Regions from separate parts of the Homo sapiens genome. Here region 1 is linked to region 2. The links are chromatin contacts, found by POLR2A ChIA-PET in ENCODE. All regions are on one chromosome and are shown on one strand. The core of a region is the stretch at or near the end of the contact, and the rest is flanking DNA. Distances in the headings are between cores, read along the strand shown.

Region 1 (3,699 bases), core at 839-3,338, 140 kb before region 2:
TTCTCTGTAAACAATTTTATTTCTCCTTCACTTATGAAGTTTAGTTTGGCTGGATATGAAATTCTGGGTTGAAAACTCTTTAAGAATGTTGAATATTGGCCCCCACTCTCTTCTGGCTTGTAGGGTTTCTGCAGAGAGATCAGCTGTTAGTCTGATGGGCTTCCCTTTGTGGGTAACACGGCCTTTCTCTATGGCTGCCCTTAACTTTTTTTCCTTTGTTTCAACCTTGGTGAATCTGACGATTATGTCTCAGGGTTGTTCTTCTCGAGGGAGTATCTTTGTGGTGTTCTGTGTATTTCCTAAATTTGAATGTTGGCCTGTCTTGCTAGGTTGGGGACTCTTCTGGATAATATCCTGAAGGATGTTTTCCAACTTGTTTCCATTCTGCCTGTCACTTTCAGGTACACCAATCTAATGTAGGTTTGGTCTTTTCACATAATCCCCTATTTCTTGGAGGCTTTGTTCCTTTTCATTCTTTTTTTCTCTAATCTTGTCTTCACACTTTATTTCATTAAGTTGATCTTCAATCTGATATCCTTTCTTCTGCTTGATCAATTCAGCTATTGATACTTGTGTATGTTTCACGAAGTTCTCATGCTATGTTTTTCAACTCCATGAGGTCATTTATGATCTTCTCTAAACGTTTGTTCTAGTTAGCAATTCCTCTAACCTTTTTTCAAGGTTCTCAGCCTCCTTGAATTGGGTTAGAACGTGTTCCTTTTGCTTGGAGGAGTTTGCTATTAGCCACCTTCTGAAGACTACTTCTGTCAATTCGTCAAACTCATTCTCTGTCCAGTTTTGTTCACTTGCTGGTGTGGAGTTGTGCTCCTTTGGAGGAGAAAAGGTGTTTTGGTTTATGGAATTTTCAGCCTTTTTGCTGTGTTTTTTTTCTCATCTTTGTGGATTTATCTATCTTTGGTCTTTAATGCTGGTGACTTTTGGATGGGGTTTTTGTGTGGACGTCCTTTTTGTTGATGTTGATGCTATTCCTTTCTGTTTCAGTTTTCCTTCTAACAGTCAGGGCCCTCTGCTGCAGGTCTGCTGGAGGTCTACTGCAGACCCTGTTTGCCTGGGTATCACCAGCAGAGGCTGCAGAACAGTGAAGATTGCTGCCTGTTCCTTCCTCTGGAAGCTTCATCCCAAAGGGGCACCTGCCAGATGGCAGCCAGAGCTCTCCTGTATGAGGTGTCTGTTGGCCTCTGCTGGGAGGTGTCTCCCAGTCAGGAGGCATGGGAGTCAGGGACCCATTTGAGGCAGTCTGACCCTTAGTAGAGCTCAAGCACTGTGCTGGGAGATCTGCTCGCTTCAGAGCCGGCAGGCAGGAACTTTCAAGTCTGCTGAAACTGCACCTATAGCAGCCCCTTTTCCCAGGTTCTCTGTCTCCAGAGAGATGGGAGTTTTATCTATGAGCCCCTGACTGGGGCTGCTGCCTCTGAGATGCCCTGCCCAGAGAGGAGGAATCTAGAGAGGCAGTCTGGCTATAGTGGCTTTGCCAAGCTGTAGTGGGCTCTGCCCAGTTTGAACTTCCCAGTGGCTTTGTTTTACACTGAGGGGAAAACTGCCTACTCAAGCCTCAGTAATGGTGGATGCCCCTTCCTCCACCAAGGTCGAGCATCCCAGGTTGACTTCAGACTGCTGTTGTTGGCAGTGGGAATTTCAAGCCAGTGGATCTTAGCTTGCTGGGCTCTGGGGGGTGGGATCCACTGAGCTAGACCACTCAGCTCCCTGGCTTCAGCCCCCTTTCCAGGGGAGTGAACGGTTCAGTCTCGCTGGTATTCTAGACACCACTGGGGTATGAAAAAAACTGCAGCTAGCTCAGTGTCTGCCCAATTGGCTGCCCAGTTTTGTGCTTGAAACCCAGGGCCCTAGTGTCTTGGGCACCCGAGGGAATCTCCTGGTCTGTGGGTTGCAAAGACGGTGGGAAAAGTGTAGTATCTGGGCCAGAATGCACCATTCCTGAAGGTACAGTCCCTACCAGATTCCCTTGGCTAAGGGAGGGAGTTCCCAGACCCCTTGCACTTCCCAGGTGAGGCAACACCCCACCCTGCTTGCTTGCCCTCTGTGGGCTGTACCCACTGTCTAACAAGTCCCAGTGAGATGAGCCACGTACCTCAGTTGGAAATGCAGAAATCACCCGCCTTGTGTGTAGATCTTACTGGGAGCTGCAGACTGGAGCTGTTACTATTTGGCCATTTTGCCAGCCACCCTGGAAAAAAAAAAAACTTTTCTTGTGGCTACTGAAAATGAATTCCTCCTTTTACTCCAAAAGGAAAGTAGTTCTATTGCCTGCAACTCTCACTTGAAGACCACATAGCTTCAGCAAGGCAGCCTGCCTTCTCTTAATCCTCGCTCAAATATGATGACACACACTAACCCCAGCCATCTGTTGAAACACTTCCTCAAACACTCAGCACAGTGGTGTGTCAAGACAGGCTGCCAAGTCCAATTGCTCAATCACGATTACTTTTGCACTCACCTAATGCATAGTCAATGTGCAGTAAATATTTGAAGTAAATGAAACTGAGCTCTGAGCATGGCCACATTGGGTAGTTCTAAGTTATTTTCTGTTTTGTTCTCTGTGATTCTCCAAACTATCTTTAAATTCTTACTAAAAGTTACATCTGAAACTCGACTCCACTGTGGGAAATTGAAGGGCCAATATCACACTTGGAAAAGAATAACGAATACTTAGAAGCAGTGGTTTTACCACCATCATAAATTGATGTCCCCACCTATAGCTGTATTCCCAGCTAAATCTAGGCCTGGGACATTAAACCTCCACGAGGAAAGTGGTGCAATGATTCAGATACTGGTGTTTGCAAAGTGTTTTACATACAGAATTGTTAGAATTGTCTTTAGAAGATAGGTTTATCTAACATCTTGCATCTATTATATGTACTAATACCATTTTCTTATGGGGTCTCCTAGTTGACTTAAGTTACTTTTTCTTGCTCCCTGTATGTTGCTTTGTGGAAATGCTTTTCACTGGGAAAGGCAGTAGTTACCTAACCTTAAAGTTCAGCAATACTGGATTGCAGTTTTGACCCAGGGTAGACAACCAGTTTCTTATACCTTTGGACATATGATGGTCCAAAGGCAGATAAAAGAGCATAACAGTGTCAATCAATGTTCTTTTCAGTCCCCCGACCCAGTGGATATTGGAAGGTCTACAGAACTCTCATGTATTAACGACCTTGAGTCTTGAACTGTCCCATGGTCATATTTTCCACCAATGTAAATACTGGGACAAAAAGCAAGCTATAAAATGCAGAGATACAAGAGAAAAAAGGAGGATGTTTTTGAAGACAACTTGGAATTAAGTCTAATAATGTCTTGACCTTCCCATGTATGTAATCCAATAAACTATTTTATGTAATTCTGTCAAATTCAGCTTAATCAGAAATAGGACTTGCAAATATTTTCCTCATTCTGTGGGTTGCCTTCGGATTCTCTTTGTAGTTTCTTTTCACGCAAAGATGTTTCAATTTTTATGAAGTCCAATTTATCTGTCTTTTTTTCTCCTTTCATTGTGCTTTTTTTTGTCACTTGTGTTGATTTTCAGCAATTTTAGCCCTGTGGCTACAGGACGTAAGATTCTCCTTCCCAACAAACCCATGCATTGCTTGATCTGGGAATTTCACCCATGAGCTCATCCTTGTCTTTCCCTTAACACTGTCTGGCAACATTAGGTGCCACCAA
Region 2 (3,871 bases), core at 112-2,611:
TACATTAAAAATTCACTGAAATCTGTTAAGAATTTACTAAGGTACAGTTCTGCCATAAAAAATAAGGCTATCTCTTTCAGGAAAGACAGAATTCCAGTGAAATTTAAAATTACTGACTTATTGACCAAATTTGGATAAAGATTTGAAAGGTATTTTTTAATGACAAAAATATAAATAAACTGTTTTCATTTTTACATGTATTTAAAGAAGCTTTCTTGTTTCGTTGAAATTACAAGGAACTAGATAACGGTCTCCCCGCCATCTCCTGAGAACAGTCTTTTTTTTTTTTTTTAAATCTTTTTTGAGAGCAGTCTTTAAGTGTGCCAACACTCAAAGGTTTACCAAGGCTGGAGCTTCAGTTGTGTCGTTATTTTCATTTCCTGCCCATGCCAATTTATATTAAAAATTAAACCACTTTTGTCACTGGTCTAGAAAATGTATCCTTGTAGATCATCACAACTTATCGATAAAGTGAGAGACTCAAATTTCAATAATTAGTTCCTATTCACACACTTAGTAGCCTGAGGACAGTCTTGGAATACAAGTTCTATCTAGAAAATGAGGTCTCCATTTTGTTCATTTTTGTGTCAGAAGACCACTCCTACCACTTTGATACAAATATGATGCATACAAAAAAGGACTAAGAATTTAGACTTTCCTTTGTTAGGTTCTAGATTTTACTTAAAATGAGGTGGTATTTTTTTCTTTCAGGAAGTTCTTTTTAAAAGTGAAATAGTACAGTGGAAACTCTAGTCCAGGTCCGGTAATACTGGGTGGCACTCACTGCCGCCCATCAGAACAGTGATACTCTGCCGACAGTTTTGTGCACACCATATCCAGTAATTTTTGCTATAAGTATTTCTCTGGATCGTATGTTCTTGGAAGATGGAAAGATTTCTTCAGTTGTAGAAACAGAGAAATCACTCCTATTGCAATTAATCTCCACCAGAGGGAGATGACCAACAGTGTTCTTCAATACTGAGTTTTACATATTCTGCCAAGCTGGGAACTAGACATGAACAGAAGAAAGAAACAGTGCACAAACGAAAAATAAGCAGTACGTGACCATAGGAATGGACCTCAATGCAGAACAAGGATTGCCTACTTTTTTCTCCTAGCCTAGGAAACCTAGACCAGTGAGTCATCCAGAGTAAGGTAGGAACACGAACCTTACAACCCAATACGGGTTTCACTTCTACTAGGTTTATTCTTTTGAAATCCGAAAACTAAAAGGAATTATTCTTACCTCTGGAGGTGCATAGGTGCCAAATCCCAATACAGGCATGAAGTGGCCATCATTTAGCTTTACACACTGGTGTTTGGAATCCATTCCCTGTCACTTGTCTGACTAGCAAATGTTTGCTGCTGCTTCTCCTCAGAGATTACAAAAACAATGGGCAGGAAACCCCTCCCCCCACCCCTGCAAACTGACTGATGGTTAACCAATGGCATGTAGGAGGAGGTACATAGGCAGTCTTATATGGTCTGTGGAGAAAATTGCATTCAGTTCATTTGTTTCTTATCAAAGAGAATTCCTAAGTAAATTATTATAATATATGGTTATAATAAACTCATTAATTTCTATCTAAAGTATTATTTTCTATTCTAAATCTCTATATTAAATTATTCAAAAGGATTTGTAGAACAAATAGCAACCATATGTTAGACTATAAAAACCTCCAGCTACAAATATCTTTTTTCGTTTCTGCCGTGATAATGCCCCTTCTTTATACTGCATCATTTGAAATAATTAACCATCTTACGTCTTTCTCTCACATACACATAATTTAAAGGAATGACTAATGAGAATTTTTCAAATAGTTGGTCCTCAATAAAAAATTAAAGTTAAAACTGTAAAAATATTTGCCTTTTTACATTTTCAATCAGAAAATTTATTTTGATTTTTCTTTCTTTGCGTTGTAAGAGAAATATTCATTTCTGAAGAAGATGCAGTCCTGATAAAGCTGTAATCCTGATGAGGGTGCAAATAAAAAGAAATTCTGGTGTAGTTTTTATTGGAGTGTTAATTATTAACAGTTTTTGGAGTTTGGACATCATTTAATATATGCAAGCAGTGCCTTAATAGTATTTGTTCTTCAACCAGGTTTATTACAGACTATCAAGAAGTAACTAGCCAAAAAACTGATAACCATTTTATATAATCTGTCATCTTGTTAAACATTATTTGTAAGGAAAAACTGGAAATTAATTACATATAAATGGATGAATAATTCTCATGTGGGATAGTTTTCACTTGTTCCTTCCTTTGGAGGGCAGATTAGAACATGATGAATGTAGTTTGCACAATACATTATCAACATCTTGGAGTTGTCAGAACTTGCAATGCCCTGATTTCGTTCTATTTACTTTTCCTCAAATAATAACCAAAAAGTAAGTTGAGAAATAAGTTAATTATTATACATTGATACAATATAATATAAAATCATTGAAAGCTTTTACAGAGTGATTTCAGCAATATGGTGGATCAAAAGGCCCCTACTTGTCTCATGGACGCGTCAAGAAGTGATCTGAAATTGACTAAAATAAACTTATTTATTTATGGGGGTGCTGAGTAGAAATGTAGTATGATGCCAAGGGCAAGAGATTAGGGGAAGAGACGTGCAATAGTCCGTCTAACCCATTGAGGGGAAGCTGGGGTGTGAATTTTTGAAATAGTAAGCTATTCAAAAGCCAGTAGGTATTTGGGGGAACTACTAATGGGCACACACAGTCCAGGCAGATACAAGTTCAGAAAATTGCTGACAAGGCCTTAGGGTTTTATGTTGGGCTTATGCTAAGACTAAGAACATACCAAGCATATTAGTTGATAATCGTCATGACACAGAACAAATCTATATAGAGTTAGAAAAATGTCTATATTTTGAAATGCTCAAATAAAATAATAAGGTATATAAAGAAACAGGAAAACACAGTCCCTTATAAGAAAGAAAACGAGTTGACAGAAATTATTTTTGAAGAACCATGAGCACTGAAATTAGTAGAGAAAGGTTTTAAAACAATTATCTTAAATATGCTAAAATTTCCAATTAAAAATATGGAAATAGAACTACAGGAAATTGGGAAAAGCATATACGGAAAAATGAGTGTATCAACAATGATGTAGAAATTATACAAAATAAACCAAACAAATTTTGGAGCTGAACGATATAACTGAAGTGAAAATCTCACTAGAGGATTTCAACAGCAATTTGAGCAGAATGAAGATATAATCTACATGTTTAGGGATAAGATATTTTACATCCTTGAGTCTAAGGCAAAAAAAAAAAAAAAGAGTAAAGAGATGTGAACAGACCCTAAAGGGCTTGTAGGACACCATCAAGCCAAGTAGTATACACAGCATTGGATTCTGAGAAGGAGAAGCAGGAGCCTATGGGGGTGGAGAGATTATGTGGTGAAAACAATCATCAAAAAGTTCTCAAATTGGCAACAGACATTAATCTAAATATGTGAGTAACTTAAAGAACTGGAGTTCAGATAAAGAGACCAAGGCCCACATACATTAAAATCAAACTCTAAAAGCCAACAACAAATAGACTATCTTAAAAGCAGCAGGAGAAACATAACTCTGTATTATGTACAGAACAATAAATTCTGTTCAAGATGATCAACAGATTTTTGATTAGACAATTTGAAGGATGTAATAGGTAATACATTTAATGTGGTAAAAATAAAACTGCCAACCAACAAATCTATATTTGGCAAAAATTTTTTTTTAATTAGAAAGTTATTAATACAATGTGAGATAAAAGCTGCAAGAGTCCATTGCCATTAGATCTGCTTTGCAAGAAATGGTAAAGGGACTAATTCAGCTTAAAATAAAAGCATTTTAGACAGTAACCTGAAACCATAT

Evidence for each region. ChIA-PET counts read pairs that join two places held with the same protein, here RNA polymerase II (POLR2A).
Region 1: POLR2A ChIA-PET joins it to region 2 with 12 read pairs in HepG2. The contact joins the enhancer-like site here to the promoter of AKR1C3 in region 2. POLR2A ChIA-PET finds 5 or more read pairs at or near these places in 2 of 52 experiments (HepG2 and activated CD8-positive, alpha-beta memory T cell).

The regions. Positions count from the first base shown.
Region 1 is chr10:5,233,005-5,236,703 of GRCh38, reverse strand. No RefSeq gene overlaps it. Among named protein-coding and RNA genes, the nearest start is that of LINC02561, 36 kb to the left of the region's middle. Within about 2 kb of position 2,088, at least 3 of the 41 ENCODE cell types and tissues checked have a DNase peak (open chromatin) inside an H3K27ac peak, as active enhancers do.
Region 2 is chr10:5,091,904-5,095,774 of GRCh38, reverse strand. AKR1C3 (aldo-keto reductase family 1 member C3) reads right to left here and starts at 1,361. Exons shown (of 9, transcript NM_003739.6): 1 at 1,247-1,361. The coding sequence starts at 1,330. LOC124900291 (U8 small nucleolar RNA) reads left to right here and starts at 2,232; the gene lies at 2,232-2,367. RefSeq lists an enhancer at 1,224-1,518.